Regions from separate parts of the Homo sapiens genome. Here all the other regions are linked to region 3. Evidence: chromatin contacts called from ENCODE Hi-C or POLR2A ChIA-PET data. All regions are on one chromosome and are shown on one strand. Each heading gives the region's core, a stretch centred on a gene start or an enhancer-like site at or near the end of the contact. The rest is flanking DNA. Distances are from core to core; before and after follow the strand shown.

The links. A loop is a pair of places that touch in the nucleus more often than their neighbours do. ChIA-PET counts read pairs that join two places held with the same protein, here RNA polymerase II (POLR2A). Pooled maps may share reads with other maps.
Region 1: a loop to region 3 is called in a map of endothelial cell of umbilical vein, with 12 times the contacts of the local background. The contact joins two enhancer-like sites. A Hi-C loop is called at or near these places in 1 of 168 maps with a recorded cell type or tissue (endothelial cell of umbilical vein), 1 of 37 single-sample maps with no recorded cell type and 2 of 50 pooled maps. POLR2A ChIA-PET finds 5 or more read pairs at or near these places in 1 of 52 experiments (endothelial cell of umbilical vein).
Region 2: a map with no recorded cell type shows a loop between it and region 3 (1.9-fold over the local background). The contact joins two enhancer-like sites. A Hi-C loop is called at or near these places in 1 of 168 maps with a recorded cell type or tissue (endothelial cell of hepatic sinusoid), 1 of 37 single-sample maps with no recorded cell type and 2 of 50 pooled maps. POLR2A ChIA-PET finds 5 or more read pairs at or near these places in 2 of 52 experiments (BJ and T-cell).

Annotation. Positions count from the first base shown.
Region 1 is chr15:39,360,063-39,364,442 of GRCh38, reverse strand. The region is part of intron 1 of LOC105370777 (a long non-coding RNA gene); the gene reads left to right. Among named protein-coding and RNA genes, the nearest start is that of LINC02915, 110 kb to the right of the region's middle. Within about 2 kb of position 1,487, at least 3 of the 41 ENCODE cell types and tissues checked have a DNase peak (open chromatin) inside an H3K27ac peak, as active enhancers do; they include endothelial cell of umbilical vein, where a contact is called at or near this core.
Region 2 is chr15:39,271,764-39,276,210 of GRCh38, reverse strand. All of the region lies in intron 1 of LOC105370777 (a long non-coding RNA gene), which reads left to right. Among named protein-coding and RNA genes, the nearest start is that of LINC02915, 23 kb to the right of the region's middle. RefSeq lists enhancers at 344-843, 844-1,345. Within about 2 kb of position 2,135, at least 4 of the 41 ENCODE cell types and tissues checked have a DNase peak (open chromatin) inside an H3K27ac peak, as active enhancers do.
Region 3 is chr15:39,138,288-39,142,544 of GRCh38, reverse strand. All of the region lies in intron 1 of LOC105370777 (a long non-coding RNA gene), which reads left to right. Among named protein-coding and RNA genes, the nearest start is that of LINC02915, 110 kb to the left of the region's middle. Within about 2 kb of position 2,089, at least 7 of the 41 ENCODE cell types and tissues checked have a DNase peak (open chromatin) inside an H3K27ac peak, as active enhancers do; they include endothelial cell of umbilical vein, where a contact is called at or near this core.

The sequences.
Region 1 (4,380 bases), core at 238-2,737, 220 kb before region 3:
TCTCAAGTTCATCATTTCCTGATGATCAGGAAAGATCAGAAATCCACATCAATGAATCACATTAGCTGTCTTCTTAGATGATACTTTCCTGCTTGGAGCCTGTATTAAATGTCAGTATGAGAGAGAGCTGTGCAACCATGTGACTTTGCCTCTCTGTTTGTGATAAAAATATTGTTGAAGATTTTTCCCATTGTGTCATTTAATGGCACTTAAAAGAGTCCACATGATTTCTCCTAGGATGTTTGTTCTCTTTTCAAGAATAAATGAGCTTCTTTCTGTCAGATAGTGATTTAGATAGGCTTCCCGTTTGTCCTTTAATGTCTGGCTCCCAGTGTTCAGTCATAAGAATCCATCGCTGAGGTGAAGCATTCATATTTTGCTAATTTTTGTGTTTGGCTCTATTTCTTTTTTTATGTGTCATTGTGTTTCTTCTGAATTAGTTACATTCCTGAAACTTGACCTTTAGTGTTTAATGTTGCTTCATCATCAAATAAAGTTTGAACTTTTGACCTGGTACTCATGGTCCCACGTGTCTGATCCCAAACTCCTGGTCATTCTTATTTGCTGCTACTGCTCCTCATGTGCCCTTTCTCCAACTGAACTATTTGCTCTCCCCAGTACATGCCTCCTATTTTCTTGCCTTCATGCCGATGTTCGTGCTGTTCCCACTATTTGGGGACCTGAGGAAAATTGAAAAGTGTATTAACAGCTATAGCGGGATATGGAGCAGAAAGTTTATAGGGGAAGAATAAGATTGTCCATCAGAACGTTTGGAACCCATTGGAAGAGAAAATGTGAAACACCCTGAGCCCTTCTTTACTGCACGTGCTCTGGCATGATGCCATTATCCTTTCCATATGGGAAGACTTGTCCTTGAAAGTTCACCTTTTGAATGTGCAGAGACTCATTTTTGTTCTTATTTGTCTGGGGTGTGGGAGAAAGGGGGCGGCACGGAGATGGTGTTGAGAGGGCAGGAGTCACACAGATCATGTGTTGGGCACAGGCGTGCTAAAGCCATCTGTTTCTCTTTGGATAGTCATCCAAAACCTTTTAGGCATTTGCCACCCCACACCCCACCTCCCAAAGCCAAAAGCTTGCGCATATGCCCCAAGGAATAGGATCCCAGGAATTTACCTCATGTTTATAATCCTATAATCTTCTTGGGTGGGGAGGAGAGAATGGGAAGCCATTGGAGTTATTCCTGAATATGACCAGGCATTTGGGGTCTGAATGTTTTTGAGAAGTCATGAGAGAAAAATGTGAAAAGAAAATACGTATGGGGCAATATTCACAAACTCTGATTTTTTCCATGACCCCTTCTTTATTTATTTCCTCCTTTTTTGTTTTTCTTGTGCATTTTGTAGGATAGAGTCTTGGCTCTATTTCAAGCACATTGCAGAGGAATGGTGGAAAGGGATTGCGGTTAGCTAGGTTATCCTGAAAAACAACAAAGAAATTGAATACTCAACTTGGCAGTGGCCCAGACGTCTTCCAGTGGATAGTGGTCTGCTATAAGCACAAAAGACCCACGCACAGGGGCTTGAAAATGTGGTTAGGCCTATTTACTTTTCAGCACAGAAGGAAATTAGAAACAGAGGTCTGGATTGCCACTGAGAGGCAATTTTGAGTTAATTAATGAAGCGAGGGAATCCAATGGCAGTAACAGAGTCAGTTTTCCACTTTGGGCCTGGAAGCAGGACCTCAAGTGATTCTAGTAATCTGAATCTTGTGTGGCTGCCCAGGGAGCTGTCTGCCATTTCAACACACCTGGCTGCAACATTGTAGAATGCAGACCTCCTTACCTGTTTTTGTATTGTGCTGTCACTAGTGGTTAGAAAATATTTTGCGAAGGTAGCTGTACAGTGACAATGGCACTGAGAAATATTTACATGTTAATTATGATGACAGCAGTTAGGGTAATGGTTAAATGTTAGAGAAAAGTCATAAAGACCAAGACTGTGAAATAAGATGACAATATTGATACTGACAGATAAATCTTAAAATAATCTTTCTGCTAGTTGGCAAGTTCACTATAGATAGAGGTCGTGTCTTGCCCAGCTTTGAGCCAACAGTGCCTAGCACACTGAAAGCGTCAATAAATGAATGAAACTCTTCTCATTTGTCTCCTGGCCCTTGAATTGTCCTCTTACAGATGTGAATCTAGTGGTTAAACTATCTTTTTTTTTTTGAGACGGAGTCTCACTCTGTCATCCAGGCTGGAGTGTAGTGGTGCTATCTTGGCTCACTGCAACCTCTGCCTCCCGGATTCAAGTGATTCTCCTGCCTCAGCCTCCCTAATAGCTGGGATTCCAGGTGTCTGCCACCACAACTGGCTAATTTTTTTTTTTTTATTTAGTGGAGACGGAGTTTTACTATGTTGGCCAGGCTGGTCTCAAACCCCTGACCTCGTGATCTGCCCGCCTCATCCTCCAAAGTGCTGGGATTACAGGCATGAGCCATCATGCCCGGCCTGGTTAAAATATCTTTAAAATGTCTTTGAGAGAATATTTTATAGCCAACTCAGTAACTTCTACTCCCGATGCTTATATTCTTAAAGCATTCATTTTGCATTTTAACCTACATCCTACCTGCCGTTATTCAAAACTTTTGTTTTGTTCCGTCCTTCATGAAACTAAATGTCTCCATCTTCCATATAAAGTGGTCTCCTAAGTTAAGTAAATGGTCCAAGTGAGCCACTGCTGTCCTCAAACAGTGAGAGGACCCAGCATACATGAGTCACAAAGCCACATGAATGACAGACACACACATACACACACACACGCATAATGTGTTCTAGAGAAGCAACAATGAAAAACATGTACATGACTATGTGGATGTTTCCTTGGCTAGTATGTTTTTCTGTTGATGCTTTGCTTCTAAATAATATTGAGCTCCTAATCTTGCATAATAGTGTAGCAACTTTTTAACTTTTAGGGGTTAGTTTTTAATTTTCTTGTACCTTTTTAATTTGAAAAATGTCAAACTTAAAAGAGGAAATTCCTATATACTCTTCCTCCCCCCAGGTTATCACCATTTCATTTGATTTTGTTCTCTTTCTCTGCATGTGTTTTTCAATCTTTTTTTTTCATTATTGTTCCCTCAAGGAGGCATTTTAGACCTTTTTTTCCCTAATTACCCCATGGAAGTTTAAGACCACAGACATATCGTGTATCTGTTTGTGTAGTGTGGCCTTTTGGGGAGCCACAAACCATTGTATCTAAGAAATTTCTATCCCCTAAGAGCCGATGTTTACCCTCTAATTTGTCTGTATCACTTGAGAGTAAGTTGGAGACATAGTGTACTTTCCCCTAAATATTTCAGTATTTATTTTCTAAGAACAAGGGCTGCTTCTTACATAACCAAAATACAAATATCAGAATCAAGAAATTGAACATGGGCATAGTATTGACATAGTATTATTATTTAACCCACAGTCCATATTCAAATTCTGTCAATTGTCCCAATAATGCTCTTTATAGCTACTTTTTCTCAGCCAGGTTTCAATCCAGGATACATAGGGCAGTTAGTTGTTGTGTCTCTTTAGTCTCTTTTATTGTAGAATATTTCCTCAGTCTTTCTTGATCTTGACATTTTAAAAGAGTACAGAGTATTCTGTAGAATGCTTCTCAATTTGGTTTTGTCTAGCATTTTGTCTGGATTAGATTCAGGTTATACATTTTTGGTGAAAATGCCATTAAAATGATGTTATGTCTTTCTTGGCACATCGGGACACACATGATGTCAGTGTGTCCCATTACTGGTGATGTTGACTTTGATCATGTGCTTTAGGTGGTGTCTGCCAGTTTTCTCCACTGCAAAGTTACTATCTTCCCCTGGTAATTAATAAGTAATTTGTGGGGGAAATACTTGGATGCTGTGTAAATATCCTGTTTCTCATAAAACGTTATCTGCTGGGTTTAGCATCTATGAATGATCTTTCAACCCTGCCATCCTTCTATAGTTTTTAGGTGGAATTCTGCTGTAGGAAAGAACTTTCTCTTTGCCCTGCTTATCTACTGGACTCCTGAATTCTAATTTTATTCATTAATTCATGATCTGGAACAGAAACCTATAGTAGTGAACAGAGGCTAAAGGCAATTAGCTCATAAGAAACACACAGAACATATCCACACACACATACTAAATGTGTATACACACACAGGACATATATATACACATATACTAAGCGTATACACACACACACACACACACACACACACACACACACACAGAGACACAAAAATATTGGAGACAGCTTCTAAGACCATTTGCTGATGAAGGCATTGCTTATTCCACAAAAGGCAGAACACGTGTGATGGACTTCTCAGAGAAAGCCGAAATCAGTATTCACAGCTTCTAACAGTAAATTGAACATGAAAA
Region 2 (4,447 bases), core at 886-3,385, 130 kb before region 3:
GTCATTTCTTGGGGAGATTTACTGATTATCATGGTGAGAAATCTTTCTCTGACAGATATATTTTGACAAAGGAGAGGCAGAAAAAGACAAAGGCTATGATAGCATGAGAAAGCTACTAGGAACAGTTTTCCCTGTGATTTGTAAACCTGTAACTAAACCTCCAGGCTTTTGGTTCAAGGAGCTGTAAGGATTAAACATCCCCGAATACAGTTATTTTAACCAAATGACTCGACGATGAAACAGGTTTAATAATATGCATAATTATTGTGTCATGGGAATTAAATACTAGGATAAAGAATTTACAGAAAATATATCATATTTTATACATATTTATATGTATCTTTTTGTAATACACATGATATATACTACAAAAATTATAATTACTACCATATCTAGCTCAGAAAATCTTTAGATTTTTTTAAAATTATGAGAATGATTAAGGATCCTAGAAGACTATCAATATCAGCATTTTTCCTTGATGCTTCACTTAATGGAAATTGGTGCCATCCTAAATTAAATGTTAAATAGTAAGTGTTGTATTCCTTGCTCTTTGTTTCTGTCAGATATTAGGGACAGAGACAAGTTATCAGCCCCTCCATCTCTGCTCCAACTCTCTGAAACCTTTATGAGGACCTCATGTTCCCTTAACTGGAGGCAAAGCCCTTTCCTTCCAGCAGCAGCGAGGAGAGGCGGTGAACACGCAGGGTGATGGCCTCTCAACCCCCTGCCATGTGGCTGGCTCACAGCCTTCTCAGCTTGCATGTGAAAAAGGAGTTTATGGGCCACCTGATGGCCCTGGCTCTGAAGAGATGGAAGAAACAAGGGGTCTTCTAAGCGTCAGGAAGCTGATGCTGTCTGTTGAGAGGCTTCTCTGACATCACTCCCTCACCTTCTACCACCCTGCTCACCTGCCTCCAGGCTCTAGCAACTGGGCTACTTGCCGCGGGCCTCTAGGCCAGCATGGAAATCCCCACAGCAGAGGGAAATCCCAGCAGAGGCCTAGGGTCCCCAAGGATAGCATGCAGGCCTGGAGGGGCTGGGGAGAGGGGCAGGAGGGCCAGCTGCTTCCCACTGCTGCCTCAGGAAAATGAGGCAGAACTAGACTATCCTAAAGACCTTACTGATTTTCACTGAACTTCTGTTCAGCTTTTGTTGGCCCTTATCTTCTGGTCTCCTGTAAGATTTTTTTCTGGGCATCAAGGATTGGACTAACCAAGCTTCACCTTTTGTTTTTGTTACTTGTGTGTTTCGTCTCTTTTCCTCAAATATCAGGTTAGGGTGTGTGGCGGTGACATTACTTCTTCAGCTATTTATCTTTCTATAATATTTCCATAGTCCTCTCCCTATTTCTCTGCAGTTTCAGCCTTTTTTGTTTGTTGTTTGTTTTTGAGACAGGGTCTCATTCTGTCACCCAAACTGGAGTACAGTGGCACGATCATAGCTCACTGCAACCTTTGCCTCTGGAGGTTCAAGCCATTCTCCCACCTTAGCCTCCTGAGTAGCTGGGACTACAGGTGCATATCACCATGCCTGGCTAATTTTTGTATTTTTAATAGAGATGAAGTTTCACCATGTAGCCTAGGCTGGTCTTGAACCCCTGGGTTCAAGCGATCTGCCTGACTCAGCCTCCCAACGTGGTAAGATTACAGGCATGAGCCACTGCATCTGGCCTCTGCAGGTTCAGCTTTTAATATTTTGCACGAGTTCATCAGGTCAAATTTTAGTTGTGTTCCAAATAGAATACAAAACATTCTGGTAATTGACGAGTACAGTGTTTCTCAATCATAGCTGCTTATTAGAATCACTAGGTGGACGAGGCTATTTGAAAATCCTGGTACCCAGGCTGTACACTCTGGTCCAGTGAGACCAGAATCTCTGGTTGTGCAATCCAGGTAGTCTGTACTAAGAAACAGTGCTCTCATGGCAAGTAATACCTTTATGTGGCACACTAATATTTGTCTTTGCTGTTTTATCTTAAACCAACATTTACCACATCCTCAAAGGATACATTAGAATATTAATTGGCAAAGAGTATAGCCATGCAGAAACTGAATTATATCATGGTCTCCATTGCAGTCTGTAAATACTTCTGAGGTCGTGTTGGCAGAATGCCTTTCAGTGTCCTTGTATTTGCTAGCTGCTTTGGTGGCTGACAGCCTAAAAGAGACTTGCCTCAGGAGAGCAAATAAGAAAAAACAAATAAAACTGTAGATATGGATGTCGTCACATTTCAAAGACTGCTGGCCCATTATGTAAAATGCAATGACACATTATTACAAATATTTACCTTAATTTTTCCCCCCTGTAGTCTTTGTTCTCATTTAAACACTGAATGGCCATTGACTTCTTTTGAAAAAGAAAAAGAAAAATGGTAAGTCTTTCACTACCTTTCTCTTCAGACTTGACTTAGATTTCCTAGTCCCGCTGTTTGAGATGACTTGATTGCCTCTGTTTCAAGCTCTGTGGTTCATTTCTTCAGCCTCTAAGCTGTTTCAGCTTCCTTTAGGCCATGGATAGAAAGCTGGTGAAAATCGGCAAATATTTTGCATAAATAGTTGTTGGACCCCAAACCTCCACAAACCAACTTTTGAGTTTTTTTCTTTTTAAGGAGAAATGGGTAGAGAAGTGAGAACCAGTTTTATGGATCTGGTGCCTAGCAAGGTGCCTGGCAGGCAGTCTGAGAGCCCCAGATATTTGTTGAGAACCTGAAACACAGTGCTCGATGGAGTTCTCCTCTATTTCTAATCGCGGATGGTATTCGGGGGTTAGCAAGCAGAAAGAATTTCCCGGCATGAGAGAGGTAAAAGGGAAGAATGTCTCATCCAGAATTTTGGCAATTCCATTTTAGAATTTTCTTTTAATTGGAGGGGCATATTGTTTGTTTGCTTTTTAAAGAAAAGAATCACAGTTATTTTAGGATGTGTGATCCTGGAAGATATTATATTCAGATCTATTTAAAAGAAAAACATTTAACTTTTTTCCAAGACTCAGTCCCTGCTCTAAGTTTTCTCATAGTGCGTAAGTTTGTCAGGCATGTTTCTATATTCATTGGAAAGAATAAATGACAGTTGGAAATAGAAGGATTGGGGCAGCTGCAAATGACAGGCAGGCTGCACACTGGAAATGCCATGGGGTAGAATTCCTGAGACTGCAGTACAAGCAGTATTCCCTAGACCTGTGAACTTCAGTGGTCCTGAGAAGGAGACTGGACCTTCTTCATGCCAGTAATGACAGTGAAGAATCACAGTTGTCATTTCCACCTCTGCTTACAATATTCGGTTGACTAGTGTTTAAGGGTATTCAGTAATTGTATTCTCAGATCTGGTCCATGCATTGCTACCTTAGTCCACTTTAGGGGTAATAGCATAGGCATAGGAAGAACATCTACTGACCTGGTAGAAAAGATGCTCTGATAACATATGCATCGTTTATTTGGACAATAATAACATTCCAAGGAGCAAAGGTCAGACTGTGCCTTTCATCATTTTCTCAGACAGTCTTCTTTTAGCCACAGCACCTCAGCTGGGGCAACCATGAAGTACAGCTAATTTTCCAGTAGAGGACAGAACTGTGGTTTGCTATGTAGAATAATCTCAGCCTGCTATAATTAATATTATTTTTCTCCCTGTTCTTCCTGTCATTCCCATCATGATATAATAGCTCACTACTACCCAAGAGTCACAGAAAACTAGATAACTAGATGGAATTGTTTGGCCTGGTCCTCTGGATAAACATCTCTTGCCATTGTCACACTGAGGGTCCCCTCTTAGCCCAGTCACCTGGTTTCTCCATATGATTCTGGAATCTGGTTGTCTGTTGGACTCTCATAGAAGTTCCTCTGGAGGAAAGACCGTCCACTCAGTCTACAGCCAAGCCAGGATAGGATAGGTATGAAGAGTGCTGGGTTTTCAGGAAGCAGGAGAAAGATCACCAGGCTGAGGGGCTTCCCCAGGTCCTTTCTGAAAACAGATTTGCTAGATCCTCATGACAGTTCAAACTGAGTGTTTAAGGACTTGTACTCATATACTGAATATTATGTCTCTATAATCAGGGGAGTGGACAAGGTATAGAACATAATGTCAGACATAAGTCTCCCCATTCTGGGAATTTATAGCCTGCTGAAAAAATTTCCATGAAATTATTAAACACCAGTGTCTTGGAGGATGTCCCCAGTGTATTTGGAATGACCAGGAAGATGCTGTGGAGGAAGCAGGATTTGAATTGGGCCTTGAAACCTGAACAGACTGTGCCTGGGTGGAGGGACGGGAAGAACTAACTGCATAGTAGTAGACTGCAATAGCTTGGACCAAACCTGAGGTTCAGAGCTCATGCTGGGAAAGTGGACCCACTATAGTGACTTGTACACATTTGTCCAGGGAGATAACGACTGTGCCTAGAGGACTGGCAAGGCTTTGGTCTTTCACTAGAATATGTCCTCGGACCCACT
Region 3 (4,257 bases), core at 840-3,339:
ATGGAGATTTCATTTGTTTGTTTGTTTGTAGACAAGGTCTCACTCTTTTGCCCAACCTGGAGTGCAGTGGTACCATCATAGCTCACTGCATCCTTGAATTCCTGGGTTCCGGAAACTCTCCTGCCTCAGCTTCCCAAGTAGCTAGGACACAGGTACATGCCATCATGCCAGCTAACTTTTTATTTGTAGAGATGGGGGGGGTCTTGCTTTGTCTCCCAGGTTGGTCTTGAACTCCTGGGCTCAGATGCTCTTCCCACCTCAGCCTCCCAAAGAGCTGGGATTACAGGTGTGGGCCACCCCACCCAGTCCGCAGAGTTATTTTTGATACAAGAACAATGGTTTTCATTGGTAGATTTAAGTGTATAACAATTTGAGTCAATTATTTGACATCATATGGGCAAATTGTAAGTTTCTACCGATTGAGTTGGAGTTTTGCTAATGATAGCTTCAATGTGGTGTTTGTATCTTTACCACAGGAACTTAGACATTAATCCACCCTTTCCTTCATATTACCATCTCAGTGCCACTCCGCACATCCCAATTCCAACCGCTGGGTCATGGCAACCTCTAGAAGTCAGGACTAAGCATAGAATAAAACCTTGTCTCAAAGTCTTTTGTTTTCGTTTATTTGTTTTTTAAAGCAGTGCTTTGCCCTTTGGGAAGTATGTATGCGAAAGGCAGGGCAAAAACCAGCAATCCTTGCTTAAGAAGTAGGGGTATTTGCTCTGCCTCTGGTTTCCAGTGTCTGTTCTTCAGAGGCCTGGGCAGCTTCTCCTGAAGCTGAACACCATCTCCTAATGCCAACACCCAGAGCTTCTCTTTTCTCACCATAGCCAGCCCATAACATGTGAATGAGAGCAAGAGTATCCCAAATGAAAACAAATATATTCAAATCACTGCTTCAGGAGTGCACCCGAATCCTCTACTTTCTCTATACAGAGCTGGTTAAATATTACACTCTTTGAACTTCATCTGCAAAATAATGATCATCTCCTTCACATGTTTGCAGTAAAAAGTAAACAGTAAATATCTGAAAATGTAGAGCCCAGTGCCTAACTGGTAATAAGTAATCAATTCATGATCATTTCTAACTTTTCTTACTTCAGCTTCTTTTCAATTCCAATACCCCTGTGCACCCCCCGCTCTGCCCACCCACCCACACCTTGTCTGTGGCTTTCAGTGTCCTGATTGCCAGGTCAGGCTGCTGACCTTAGACAGGCTTTCCCACTCTCTCCTGCTGCGCCAGCACTTCTCAGCCCCAGCTGGAGAGGTTTTAGAACCATCTTTCCCCTCAGTGTTCTGCCAGCTTGCCCCACGACTGCCTAGTTCCATCTAGCCCCAGCCCATTTTTGTTTTATGCTTGTGGCTATTGGTAGCAAAAAATCAGTGGCTACACTAGCTGGAGACTGTCAAGGCCAGCTCGAGGAACCAAGAGCAGACTGGGATCTGGAGAGTACATGTGAGTGTGTATGTGTGATGTGTGATGTGTGTGTGTGTGTGTGTGTGTATGTGTGAAAGAGAAGTTGGGTGAGAGTGAAGGTGTGCAAGCAAATGTGACTAAAAGTATTATACAATGTGTTAGTAAGAAGTTTGAATGTAGTAATACATAAGGCAGAGGATGAACAGGTGTGAATGATACAGAAGAAGGGACATAAAGAGAAGCCAGTGGGATATGTCATCGAATTAAGTTGAAAAAAGGAGAAAAATGTTTGTAGGAATGTAGTGGGGAAGGAAAAAATAGTATTAAAATATATGGAGTTATATGTGAAAACACGTATGTGTGTGTGTATGTATATATGTGTAAATTTTATAAAATTAAGTCATGAAAAATAGATTGCTTGTTCCGAAGCTTAGTAAGTTAGGGGTCAATTCAGGAAAAATCCGTACTGTTATATATGCAACTCTCCTTTTCTAGGGGATAAATGTAGCCCCAGTTAAACAATCTATATATAGAAAAGACCAGCACCCTTAAGAGAGGAAGGCTTGATTCATGAGTAACGATGGCCAGTGTCCATTCCAGGAAAGCCAGCATCTGCTCTTAACCACAATCCCTTAAGGCTGGATGCCATAGCCATATATGGAGTGCTATAGGGAAAGGAAGGGAGTCTCTTTCTGGAGTCCCCACAGATGCTGTAAGTGGCATCCAGCCTATCTTCAAGTCAGCTCAAATTCAGAGGAAAGGGGTTCTGTTTTGATAGGGACCAACTAGACCCAACAGAAGGAAACAGACACATGAGCACAGGCCAACTTGCTGAAGGAACATTGCTTGGTTTCCTTTTTCTGTAGAAAGGAGCCAGTGTTCTGTGGTGTGCTGCCTTCTGTGTCTCAGAAGGTATGTTGTTTTCTGATCCTAACTCTGTTATCATCCTGTTTGCACTTGGTGACTCACAACAGATGCTCTGGCTTTCCCACAGCTGTGCTCTTATCACTGCAGGGCGAGCAGAGCAGCAGTCACATCTGCGTGGTCCTGACCTTACCCTCCTGGGGCTGCTCCTATGCCAGCCATTCCCAGTTTAGAGGGGCTGTAATAGCGTTTCCATGGTACTGAAGACAATTCACAGGAAAATAGTTTATTTGAATAGCAAATGCTTTGACCAGGTTCTGGACTGTGGAAAGCCCCTAGTACAGTGACAACATTAACCACACAAACAACAAGTATTAGTACTATTACTATTACATTATTATTACTATACAGGGAAATGAACCAACACCACCATGAATCAAACATTTTCCTGGAATTTTAGCATCTGATTTGGAAACATATTTCTTATTAGTTGACAAAAGACAAAAGGAAACTTCAGTAATATCTCTATAGCCTTATAAAAAATGAATGCAGAAATATGTTTGAATGTCCTGCTATCCAATTTTCCTCATGGTATGCAACAACGCCACTGTGGCAAATATTAGAGGAGAGAAAGCAGAAAGTAGCTCCAAGGCAAATTCCAGCCAAGGGCCATTTTATCATATCTTTTTCTCTGTGTCACTTTGGGTTTTGGGAAATCTTTTTTTTTTTTTTTTGATTTTTTTTTTTAATTATACTTTAAGTTTTAGGGTACAAGTTGTATATCCAAAAGAGATTTTGAAGGGTTAACAGTGTCATTGATTAATCACCCTTAATGTTCAGTTGTCTCACAATCCCAAGGCATTATGAAACCTCTTGTAAGTAAATAAATTGTCATTTTATTTTAATGGTTTTGAGACAATTGTAGACTCACAAGCTATTGTAAGAAATAATATAAAGAATTTCCACATTCCCTTTACCTAGTTTGCCCCAACTCGCAAAAGTTCTGTGCAAAACCACAATTAAATATCAACCAGGATATTGGCATTGACACAACCCATTGATCTTATCTAGATATTCAGACTTCCCTAGCTTACCTATACTCATACTCATTTGTATATTTACTCCTATGTAATTCTATCACATGCATAGGTTTGTGTCTCTATCACTTGAGTCAAGATACAGGACAGTTCCTTTACCAGAAGGATCTCTTTTACATTGCTCAAATCAAAAGAACATTTCTCATTGAGTGGTACAAGGGAATACCTGTAATTGAGGAATTAAAAAAGAGTGAGGAAAAAACTCACACCTTGACCTTGTAAATCAGTGATTATTATGCTTAGGTAGAACATTTAATCAAACAGTTCTTTTTCTTCACCTTTAATTCACTTAGCAATCATTTTGGAGGGAGTGTGCTAGACATTAAAAAAAATTATTAACACACATGGTTCTGGCCAGGCATGGTGGTTCATGCATATAATCCAGCACTTTGGGAGGCCAAGGTGGAAAGATCCCTTGAGTCTCAGAATTTGAGACCAGCCTTGGCAACATAGTGAGGCCCCCATCTCTACAGAAAATAAAAAAAAATTAGCTGGGCATGATGACACACACCTGTAGTCCCAGTTACTTGGGAAGCTGAGGTGGGAAGGACTGCTTGAGCACAGGAGTTTGAGGCTGCAGTGAGCCACGATTGCACTACTGCACTTCAGCCTGGGCAACAGAGTGAGACCTTGTCTTAAAAGTAAATAAGTAAAGACACGTGGTCCTTCAAAGAGAGAGGTATAAACAACCAATGGTATTTTGATAAATACTTTAATGGAAGAATGTACAAAGAACCAGGAGAAACAATATTCATTTGACTAACATTTGTAGTCAACTAACACCAGTAGAAACAATAGTCAGTCAACTAACATTTGTAAAAAGTTGGGACAGATTTATCCTAGCACATTGCTTTTCTGGCAGGGACGATGTTCCTT